Regions from separate parts of the Homo sapiens genome. Here regions 1, 2 and 3 are each linked to region 4. Evidence: chromatin contacts called from ENCODE Hi-C or POLR2A ChIA-PET data. All regions are on one chromosome and are shown on one strand. The core of a region is the stretch at or near the end of the contact, and the rest is flanking DNA. Distances in the headings are between cores, read along the strand shown. Region 1 has its middle 19 kb from the start of LINC00272. Region 2 has its middle 23 kb from the start of ZNF648. Region 3 has its middle 32 kb from the start of ZNF648. Region 4 overlaps LINC01344 (long intergenic non-protein coding RNA 1344).

Region 1 (2,700 bases), core at 107-2,606, 180 kb after region 4:
TCTGGTATAATAAAGTAAATCAACAAAAACACAACTTTAAATCAACAAGATATTTCAAAAATAAATAAATATTGAGCAGAAATGGCTATTATGCCATCAAAGTATAAGTGGCACAGTATATTATATATGAAATTTTTTTTGAGACAGGGTCTTGTGCTATCAGCCAGGCTAGAGTGCAGTGGAACAATCACAGCTCACTGCAGCTGTGACTTCCCAGACTCAAGTGATGCTCCCACCTAAGTTGGTGGGACTACAGGCATGCACCACCACACCCAGCTAATTTTTTATTTTTTGTAGAGATGGGGTCTTGTCATGTTGCCCAGGCTAGTCTTGAACTCCTGGGCTGAAGCCATCCTCCTATCTTGGCTTCCCAAAGTGCTGGGAGTAAAGGTGTGAGCAATCACACCTGGCCTATGTATGATACTTTTTAAAAATTATTATTTTTTTCCTTTTTGAGACAGAGTCTCCCTCAGTCACCTAGGCTGGAGTGCAGTGCCACTATCTTGCCTCACTGCAACTTCCGCCTCCCAGGTTCAAGCGATTCTCCTGCCTCAGCCTCCCGCGTAGCTGGGGTTACAGGTGCCTGCCACCACGCCTGGCTAATTTTTGTATTTTTAGTAGAGATAGGTTTTTACCATGTTGGCCAGGCTGGTCTTGAACTCCTGACCTCAGGTGATCCGCCTGCCTTGACCACCCCAAAGTGCTGGGATTACAGGCATGAGCTACTGTGCCTGGCTAAAAAATTAATTTAGAAAAACTGGAAAACTGAAAAAGAAAAAGAAAGAAGGGATGAAAGTTCTTGTCCTGGGTCTACCAAAAGGGTGGCAAATAAGCCTTTGTGTTCCTGAAGTCTGGATCCTTCTAGTCACCCAGGAGAGAAGACAGTTTTTTTGTTTTGCTTTGTTTTTTGTTTTTTCCCTAAAATGCAAGCCCCTTCTGGTGGTACAGTACTCAAACTATTGAAGAAGGGTCAGGATGGACCTTTTGGGTTTTAGGAGATTAAAAAGCAAGCAACAGTCCACCCTGCAAGAAATCCCAGAGACTGGGAAGGGCACAAGACTGTGGGTTTGGCTGGCAGTAGATGCAATCACTCATTCTGAGCAAGACCTCAGAGGAAACAGCAAGAGCTGATGGGATCCAGTGGGTCAGAAGGCTCTGAGGCCCATGAAAGGAGCACTGGTGTTGGAGGTGGCTCAGGGTGAATGTGGTCGCTCAGAGAGCTGTCCTCCTAAAAAAGCCCCTGCTGGCTTGAGCAGGAACCAAGCTGTGGCAGCCCCTTTATTTCAGTGGGCTACAGCACTAGGGAGCTATGAAGTCAGTTCCCCATGGTAGATGAGGGTGAGAGGTGGAGGGTAAGAAGGGTGGGGACTTGTTACCATAGCAACGTCAAGAACACTATTCATGCCTCTCCCTTTTCTGAGAATGGTTGGCTATTCAACAGATTTTGAGACTGTATTAGCCGTGGGATTCTTAGAGAAAAGGGGAAATCGAGGTGGATGATGAAGGGTCCATTTCCTGACAGTCTTGGGGGCTAAAGCCAGTTTTTTCACTTCAGAAATGAGTGACATGGCCAGACACCATGGCTCACGCCTGTAATCTCAGCACTTTGGGTGGCTGAGCTTGGCCAACATGGTGAAACCCCATCTCCACCAAAAATACAAAAAATTAGCCAGGCATGGTGGCACACACCTGTAATCCCAGTTACTCAGGAGGCTGAGGCATGAGAATCACTTGAACTCGAGAGGCAGAGGTTACAGTGAGCCAAGATTGTGCCACTGCATTCCAGCCTTGGTGACAGAGTGAGACTCCACCTCAAAAAAAAAAAAAGTGAGTAACATTACTTCCGCTCAGAGAGTGTGAAAATGTTTATGTATAATTTTTACATCTGCATAGGCAGAAAATCAGGAAAAATAACTATGTACTCTCTTGCCTGATGTTCTCATAGCCAAGCTGTTGATTCTTATGACCATTCAAATGATGAGAGTTATTTTGATGCACCTGAGTCAACTTTCAGAATGACCCCAATAACTGCAAATTGTTGCTCTGGGTAATATGAAAGTTCTCACTTCTCTTGATGGGAAACTCAAGCAAGTTTCCTCTCGCAGTGGCATATTCAGGGCCCAGGCCTGATTTTCAATGTGGTGTGGCACAAGGCTGTTCTGGAACATCTTGGGCTGGGTAACTATTAATACTTGGCTAAAGCACCACAGTACCAAATCTTGTTGATGCAGGGGGACTGGTAAGACCACCTAGGAGGGACTTCATGTTCTCAGAGGCCTTAAAGTAGCAGACCCTCATCTGTTTCCCTCACCTGAGAAACTGGGCTGTCTTTTATGGGTGTGAGTCCATGGTGGAAATAATGCTAATGAGAGTGGGCAGGTACTCTTACTTATAATCTGAAAAGGGTTTAGCAGGCTAAACCTTACACTGAAAAGGGTTTAATGGGTGATTTGTCGTGCTCTAACCTTGACTTAAGTAGTTTGGATTTTCTGTACTTGGCTCTCTTATGTCTCTCCTTCCAAGGACAGGAGAAATGGAAATCCTTTTCAGGTGGCCCAGGACTCCATTCCAGTCCAGCAATGTTCTCTGATTTTTCCTGAGTATTAAAGGTTCCTGATGAGAATGGAGAGGAGGAGAGAGAGTCACACTAAGGACCCTCCTGTGGGAGGAACCTTAGCCTCCAGGAGCAGCTCTTTCCAT
Region 2 (2,700 bases), core at 114-2,613, 160 kb before region 4:
CACAGTACATGTGATCTGCATTCCCATAGACTCTTACAGCAGGAAAGGGCTTCGAGAGTCTATGCTCATCCTCCTCATCCTGTCACTGAAAATTAAACCAAGGTCAAGAGGACAAGTTTTTTGCTCCAAATCACTGAGAAGTGTACTGCTCTCTCTCTAATTGTTTCAATAACAGGGGCCCTGTCTTGATCTCCTTTGCACCCATGACCTATATGAATCTGCTATAAACCCTGGTACAAGAACATTGAGTTCCTTTATTTCCTCATTGTGGTTTGAACTGGTATTTCTCTACTTCTGGGACAATGTCAAGGTTCGCGAGTCCCTCACAGAGTCAAGGAGGCTGATCCTTGGGCATTTGTCCAAGTGGGTTACAAGGGTGACATCTGGGGCTCTTTCAGCCTGTATCACAGGTCTCTGGCTTCAGGATGCATCTCTGCCATTCTGAGGACCTGGGAATTCATTGTAAGGCTGACATCCAGAGCTTCCTGGCACTATGCAGACACTTCCCTCTGGGGCTTGATACTTCTCTGGGGCTCTGCGGGGACCAGGGTGGGGCAGTGGCCTGGAGTCCTCTCCCCACACTGACCCAGAGAACTGTCTACTAGGGGAGGCATCTTCCCTGCCTCCTGCTTCCTTGGGTTGCATTGCTTTGTCTCTCAAACCCAGGCCTCCCTCTTGTTTTTCACCATAGATCTGGAGGGCCCCTAAACCCTAATGATTAGCAACTGAAAAACTTGTTTTTCCTTTCTCTTAACCTTTTAAACCTGCCCAGAAATTGAGGGAAAAAAAGGTTTGTAGTCTGTCCTCTTGGGGGCAGCAAAGAGGTGCATTAAAAATGTAGCAATTAAGTTTCTATTTAAAAGGCCAGCAATTCACATCTTGCTCATCCTTTTACCTGGAATCTTCTCCATTTTTCAACTGGTTAATGCTGGCTTATCCTTCAGGACTCAGCTCAGACATCACCGCAGATAGAAGTGACTCATATTCATGAATCACCCCCACTTCTCACTCCCTTCTGCAAAAGTGGGGCTTTGCTTTATTGTCCTCTGTATTGCCAGCCCCCTCATATCAAGTGCTCCACAAACACATGCTGACTTGCACTGAATTCAAGGCAAAGTGGTGGGTAAGTGAGATCCACTTGTTGACTAGTGGCTTCCCAGGGAAGATAGACTTAAACAAGAGGCACCAAAAGAGGCGCGTGTTTGGGGGACATTCCACTTCCTAGAATAAGATATTCAAACGCAGAGCCAGAGAAGGAGGACAGGGAGGCCTCTCCCGGCTCCCTGCCTCTATTTACACCAGGCATTCAGAGTGGGGGACAGTTCTAAGACTGACCAGGAGGTGGCAGCGTTGCCCCTTGGATGAGGGACTCCCTTCAGCAGGACAGAGGCAAAGGACACCGCCTCTCTAGCTCTGGGAGGAAGTCACCAGGAGGCCTCCCCTAGGCCAGTCTCAGAGGGCCAGGATGCCAGCTGCCTTGCACACAGTAGGGATCTATAGCCATGTGTGGATCCAACGTGGTTTTGTTTGTTTGTTTTTGAGACAGAGTTTTGCTCTTGTTGCCCAGGCTGGAGTGTAGTGGTGCGATCATGGCTCTCTGCAACCTCCGCCTCCTGGGTTCAAGTGATTCTTGTGCCTCAGCCTCCTGAGTAGCTAGGACTACAGATGCCCGCCACCACATCCGGCTAATTTTTGTGTTTTTAGTAGAGACAGGGTTTCACCATGTTGGCCAGGCTAGTCTCGAACTCCTGACCTCAAGTGATCCTCCTGCCTCTGCCTCCCAAAGTGCTGGGATCATAGGCGTGAGCCACCACACCCAGCCCCACATGTTCTTATTCTAAGCTTTGCTAGGGGCTTTGCATGGGAAAGGAAGGAAGGAAGAGTGGGAGAGAGGGAGGGAGGGAGAGAAGGGACTCAGGCCTTAACCTAGAACCCCTGCATCAGAGTCTCTTGGATGGTTCCTGGGAATCCTCAGGTGATTCTGATGGAGGCAGGCACAATTCTCCCTTGTGTGACTAATTTCCCAAGGCCTCGCCTTTCAATCACAGAACTGATTTTATCCATTGTGAAAACCTAATGCAGACCCCAGCGCACGCCTCCTGCTCTCCCTCAGCTGGGAGGCTGACCGAGGTATTTTAGGCATCCCGCCAGAGATGGCTGCTAGGTTGCAAAGACAAGCAGTGCCCTCCTGGGCACAGCCCTATGCCCCCCAGTGGGCACTCCCTCTCTCCTTCTCATCCTATCTTCAGCTTTGGCATGAGTGGCTGGCCTGACACAGCCCACCTCACCCCAGCAGTGGCGCCCCAGGCTGAGCTTCAACCCAACTCTTGGGTAAGCAGCAGGGAAACTGAGGAGTATTTCACAGTTAGTCTCTGTCCCCTCTCAAACAGGCAGTATTTTCAGGAGTCCTTCGTGACATTGAGGCCTGTGGGGGACATCTTGATGTTGACTGGGGGCACACGTTGGCAGGGCTACCCCCATGTGGAAAATCTTGGCTGGGGTGGCGGGCTTTTGGTTTTAACAACAAGTGACTCAATTGTTGTCCCTTCTTCCTGCAGCCTCCCCAAGTCACTGCCCACAGATGGCCCTGGGCAGAAAGTGGTCAAAGAGAGTGAAGCCCGGGGGAGGAAAGCTCGGGTGCCCATGGCGCCCACTGGATGGCTGGCCTGGTTGGGACCCACTCTGGCGGGGCCAGCTCCT
Region 3 (2,700 bases), core at 28-2,527, 220 kb before region 4:
TGTTTACACCAGCATCACAACAAACATGTGAGTAATACATTGCGGTACAGTGTTACAATGGCTTTGTCGCTAGGTGATAAGAATTTTTCAGCTCCATTATAATCTTATGGGACTAATGTCATATATGTAGTCCATCGATGATCAAAATGTCATTATGGGGCACATGACTATAAATGTACCTCTTGAGGACTGGCCTTTCTGACAGCTTTTTTTTTTAGTTTTGAGGATCAAACCCTTGGGGCCATTGATTCATTGGATCATTCAGCAAATGATCAAATGGGTAATTTGCGGTACAATCTAAGCAAAGGAAAACCTGAAGATGTCCATTTCTTCAAGGAAGCTCTAATCTGGAACAGCAATAAATTCTCTACGCAAAAGAGAAACACTCAAGGCAGTAAGGTAACAGCTCTGAAAGTGCTAAAAATATGGAGGGGAGCGAGCGATAACTTGTATGGTCACCATTGACCTTGCTGATGCAGAAATAAATCATCTTTACTCTTCATTCTCTTGAATTCTCACCTACCCTGCCACCTCATCCAAAATTTGTTAATTCTATGTGCAAAACATCTTTCAAATCCACCCCTCTCTCTTCATCCTCACTGCCCCCATCCTAGTCCACATCAATGCCAGTCTTCTGATTTTCCTGTCCCTAGTCTGATCTTCTCCCAATGCACTCTGCAGAGTGACCTTTATGAAATGTAGATCTGATTATGCCACGTTCCCACTTTAAAAGCCTCTAGAGGTGTGAACCTCTAGAGTCTTCTAGAATCTGACTTCCATTCTCTGTCCAGCTTTATTTCTTGCTGGACTACTCTATGCTCCAGCCATATTGGTCAAAAATTGTTTTAGTTTCTGGAACCTATGGTGATCCTCTCACCGAGGCCTGCTATTTTCTCTTACTGGAACTCTGTCCCCTCCCCTGGGCACCCTCCCGCCTCTGGCCTAGCGAATTCCTTCCATCTTCCGGTCTCAGTTCCTCCAAGAAACCTTCTCACCTAACCCGTCCGGTCAGGGTACTTTCCTTACCTAACACCCACTCCCTCGTTTACTTCTCTTTGGCTGGACTGAAGTTGGGCAGGGCAGGGGCTAGTCTGCCTTCTTCTGGGCCCAACCCTCCCGGCCGGCACCACAGGCATTACAGGTACTCTGTGCACTCAGGCTGCGCAGACCCGCAGCTTCCTATCCTGTAGCTCACTTTCCTCTGAGGCGGGCTGGAGGCGGAGCTTGTCCGCTGGGGGTGGGGCTCAAAGCTGGGGCGGGGATACGGAGCAAAACTTAAGAGGAAGATGAGAAGCCTGGTTGGCCAGGAGGCTTATCTGTCAGGACAGGGGGCGGGGCCTGGGGGGCCGTACCTTTGCTTACCGCGAGTGGGCGGGGCAGGTTTTACCGCCGCGGCCCATCAGCGAAGATCGCTGAGCGGCGCCCGCCTTGCGGGCCTCCAGGACCCGGCCGCCGCCATCCGGTGGGAAGCCGGGTGGCCTGCGGGTGAGGGGGGCGAGGCGGACGGAGGGCACCACACCCCCCGGGGGGCGGGGCGGGCGGAGAGCACCCTACATCCGGGAGCCGGGGCGGCGCCTGGAGAGCGGAGCAGGCAGCGCTTTCTGCCCGCTGAGTGGGTCAGGCGCCGCCCCCTTGTGGTCTCGGCCTGCGGGCAGCCCTTTGGAGCGCGCGGGAACCGGACGCCCGCCCGAGGAGAGAGGATCCAGGAGACCACTCCGGGCGGGATCCGCGGAGCCTGGGGCCGGGCGGTTGGCCCACATTATAAGAGGGCCTGCGTTGCTTCTACCTCAAAGGCTTTAGGGTGTTTGTTAATTCCCCGCCCCCCAACCTGATGATGCTCCAGGTATTTACAGGCAGGTGCCCCATAGGCTGTTTACTGGGAAGCAGAATTGGTGGACTCCGTTCGGGGATATGAGGAAAGATCCATAAGCAGAGAGAATAAAGCCTTTGCACTTACATTTTACTTCTCTTATCCCTCACCTCTACCACCTTTCCCCTTGACCCCCAATGGGCTGCAGGTCACATCATCTTGTCCTTGATATATTCAGAAAATAGAAGCCCCTCAAACAACTTAGAAGCAGTCCCCGCATGTCACCAAATAATAGACCACAGCTGGCATGTGAATGCTACCAGTTAGAGATGTGTAGTAGTTTGTAATTTCCTCATGAATAGTTCAAACTAGAGATTTCTAAATTATTACTAAATTTTAGTATTAATCTAAATATTGTTAATAGATTTTTGTATTATTACTAAATGCATAATCTTTGGAGCAGAAGTTGTGGGAAAAGAAGATTTGGACAAATACCTGACAAGTTACCCGGTATTTTACTTTCTTTGAAGCAATTAAAGAGGTCTGTGTCTTGTCTTGAATAATTAATTTACTTAGGTTGCTGTTTAAAATGCTTTTAAATTTTCAAAACACATCTGTGAGGAGAGGTCTCCACATCTTCAGTTGAAAACTGGAAGAAGCAAAAGGAATAGAGTGTTTATCTTTGAAAAAAGCACACCTAACTAAAATAATAATAAAAAATATGCAGGTGGATAGAAACTCAACAGCTTTCTTCATAGGGTTTGAAACCATAACTGAAGGAAAGGCTATCTGCCATCTCCACTTTGTCTGCTTCTTCAGTCATCTCTCATTATTCAACTTACCTTCTAGTCAGGTCAAATTACAGTTTCTCCAGACTCATATTGCTTTCA
Region 4 (2,700 bases), core at 21-2,520:
AGAAGTTAAGGCAACTTTTAGGCAGGTGCAAGAATTGAGGAGCACTGTTTAAAGAGCATTCGCTAGGAGTTAGGCTGCCAAGATGTTCTTTGTCTTGACCCTATATATAGTTCACATCATTTTAGTACCATCTTTCCCCATATTTAAAAAAGAGATAATGATACTTCTTATATTTGCAAAAAAAAAAAAAAAAAAACAAGTGAACTTCTTTGGAAGGTTAATAAATCTTTCACATTGGTTTAGTTTGTAACCCAATTTTTTCCATTTTTCCCACTCCTGTTCCCCTATGAAGTCATTTAAATCTTCACACCAAAATGGAATTGCAGCTGCCTTCTCTGAGCACTCGGGGTAACTGCATGTACTTTTCTTCTTAAGTTTTATTTTAGGTTCAGGGGTACATGTGAAGGTTTGTTATATAACTAAACTCGTGGCATGGGGGTTTGTTGTACAGGTTATTTCACCACCCAGTATTAAACCCTGTACCCGATAGTTATCTTTTCCGCTCCTCTCCCTCCTCCCACCCTCCACCCTCTAGTAGACCCCAGTGTCTATTGTTCCCCTCTTTGCGTTCATGAATTCTCATCATTTAGCTCCTAATTATTAGTGAGAACATGAGGTGTTTGGTTTTCTGTTCCTGCGTTAGTTTGCTATTTCCAGTGCTTTTCTGTGTCTGCCTTCCCCACAAAACTGGAAACTCCCCCAGGGTGGCCACGGCATCTCATTCCTCCCCGCAACCCCGGGCCCTTGCTGGGTTAGGTTCTGGGATTTAGTAAGCAGTGAAATGTTTGCTAAAGGAATGAATGAACCCCTGGGCATTCCATTTATTACCTCAAGGTATCCCCTCACTAAAGCTTTGAGTTAGATAATACTTTGGGAAAACAACAGGGAGTGAATGATGAGGACTGTCTGAATATATGTCCTGCTTAAAGCATTTTTTTTTTAAATCTTAAAATACAACTGTAAACAAAATTTCAACCTATGAACTTCTAGGTTATAACTTCTGAAAGGTAGGTACTGTCATTCCCATTTACCAAGCGAGAAACCTAAGACTAACTTTCTTGCAGTCACATTGAAAGTTTCTGACTCAGAACAAGCATCCTGGCTTTTAGTCTTAGCTCACAGATTTCCTCTCAAAAGTGTGGCTCTTTTATGAGCGCTTAGCTGTGAGAGAATGAGCAGTCAGTCGGTGGTAAGAACAAGTAATTCATGAACCTTTCCAGAGGATCAGTAAACAGACCTTCGCCGCCGCCCCTGCCTTCCTGCACTCCGCCCTTTGACAATGTTTGCGTCCCATCCTAAGGTCTCCAGGGTGGAACCTGCCCAGATGGTGTGAGAGGAGGAGCTTAGTTAAGCAAGAGGCATGTATAATGAAGCTTCGAGTGAACTAGCTAAGAAGAAACATGCAGGCCAGGCCCGGTGGCTCACGCCTGTAATCCCAAAACTTTGGGAAGCCGAGGCGGGAGGATCACTCGGTCAGGAGATCGAGACCATCCTGGCCAACATGGTGAAACCCTGTCTCTACTAAAAATACAAAAAATTAGCCAGGCGTGGTGGCACATGCCTGTAATCTCAGCTACTATGGAGCCTGAGGCAGGAGAATTGCTAGAACCCGGGAGGCGGAGGTTGCAATGAGCCAAGATCGCACCACTGCACTCCAGCCTGGTGACAGAGCAAGACTCCAGCTCAAAAAAAAAAAAAAAAATAGTAACATGCAGAAGAAAACCCAATGAAGACTGCTATAGAAGTTGTTTGGCATTTCCTAGGTTGGAGAGGGATGGGGTGGAGACCTAGAACTATCATCGTCATAGCTGGTCAGTCCTTGGCTTCACTCCACAGGATTTATCCTTTTTACTGAGGCTGTCCTATCTCCTTGGTACACCTATTAGTCTAGTGGGGACCAGTAGTTCATGTTCCTACATATTTATGCAGGATTAGCAAACTGGTGTGTGTCATTGTCATTAACATCATCATCTCCATCATCACCACCACCACCATTGCCACCATGCCCAGCACCTCATAGTTTACCAAGTGTTTTCGTATTCACCTTCTCACTCTGTGCTGACAACAGCCCTTTGTGGACAGCTCTGTTGTTGTGATCATGTGTACTAAAATCACTGGCTTTTCCTTGGGCCTTCAAATGAGTATTTTCATAGTATGAGAGTAGAGATAGGGTCAGAAAAAGTACTATTAAATAACCTAGGAGAGAAGAACCCTTTATAATACTTTGCCTTTGTGAGTCACTTGGTGGGGGTCACCTATTTAGCACTTCTGCTAGTTTTTTGCTACTAAGGATGCTAACCAAAATAAAAATAAGGACATTAAGAAGATAGATTATAATAACCAGAGTAATTTCCCAAATTCTCCTTTTGAAAAACAAGACTAAGGCCCACTGAGTCAAGTCATATGTGGAATGAAAATGTAATGAAATAATAGTAAATAATAATAGTACTATATATAAATGTTTAGCTCTTTGAAAAGTGCTTTTGTCTAATTTGGCCTCACAACTACTTTCAAGTTATTAAAATAATCATTATCTCCATTTTAAAGATAAAAAAGAATTTCAGTTAAATAACTCATTGATGTAAGAAACAGAACAAAGCTCTAATAGGAAATTTTCTTGCCCATTTAAGAAACTCAAATCAAAGAAATTTTTAAAACAATATCCTTACTTTTACAGTCTATTAATAAACAATTTGACAT

Evidence for each region. Hi-C counts contacts between places; a loop is a spot of excess contacts on that map. ChIA-PET counts read pairs that join two places held with the same protein, here RNA polymerase II (POLR2A). Pooled maps may share reads with other maps.
Region 1: a map with no recorded cell type shows a loop between it and region 4 (11-fold over the local background). The contact joins two enhancer-like sites. A Hi-C loop is called at or near these places in 1 of 37 single-sample maps with no recorded cell type and 6 of 50 pooled maps. POLR2A ChIA-PET finds 5 or more read pairs at or near these places in 1 of 52 experiments (common myeloid progenitor, CD34-positive).
Region 2: a map of HepG2 shows a loop between it and region 4 (7-fold over the local background). The contact joins two enhancer-like sites. A Hi-C loop is called at or near these places in 4 of 168 maps with a recorded cell type or tissue (DLD1, HepG2 and naive thymus-derived CD4-positive, alpha-beta T cell) and 8 of 50 pooled maps. POLR2A ChIA-PET finds 5 or more read pairs at or near these places in 1 of 52 experiments (activated CD4-positive, alpha-beta memory T cell).
Region 3: a pooled map shows a loop between it and region 4 (8-fold over the local background). The contact joins two enhancer-like sites. A Hi-C loop is called at or near these places in 1 of 168 maps with a recorded cell type or tissue (naive thymus-derived CD4-positive, alpha-beta T cell) and 8 of 50 pooled maps. POLR2A ChIA-PET finds 5 or more read pairs at or near these places in 1 of 52 experiments (T-cell).

What each region holds. Positions count from the first base shown.
Region 1 is chr1:182,425,180-182,427,879 of GRCh38, forward strand. No RefSeq gene overlaps it. Among named protein-coding and RNA genes, the nearest start is that of LINC00272, 19 kb to the left of the region's middle. Within about 2 kb of position 1,357, at least 2 of the 41 ENCODE cell types and tissues checked have a DNase peak (open chromatin) inside an H3K27ac peak, as active enhancers do.
Region 2 is chr1:182,083,753-182,086,452 of GRCh38, forward strand. No RefSeq gene overlaps it. Among named protein-coding and RNA genes, the nearest start is that of ZNF648, 23 kb to the left of the region's middle. RefSeq lists an enhancer at 1,571-1,620. Within about 2 kb of position 1,364, at least 12 of the 41 ENCODE cell types and tissues checked have a DNase peak (open chromatin) inside an H3K27ac peak, as active enhancers do.
Region 3 is chr1:182,028,459-182,031,158 of GRCh38, forward strand. No RefSeq gene overlaps it. Among named protein-coding and RNA genes, the nearest start is that of ZNF648, 32 kb to the right of the region's middle. RefSeq lists a silencer at 1,270-1,659. Within about 2 kb of position 1,278, at least 30 of the 41 ENCODE cell types and tissues checked have a DNase peak (open chromatin) inside an H3K27ac peak, as active enhancers do.
Region 4 is chr1:182,248,186-182,250,885 of GRCh38, forward strand. All of the region lies in intron 2 of LINC01344 (long intergenic non-protein coding RNA 1344), which reads right to left. Among named protein-coding and RNA genes, the nearest start is that of LINC01344, 65 kb to the right of the region's middle. RefSeq lists an enhancer at 1,027-1,528 and a silencer at 1,083-1,282. Within about 2 kb of position 1,271, at least 3 of the 41 ENCODE cell types and tissues checked have a DNase peak (open chromatin) inside an H3K27ac peak, as active enhancers do.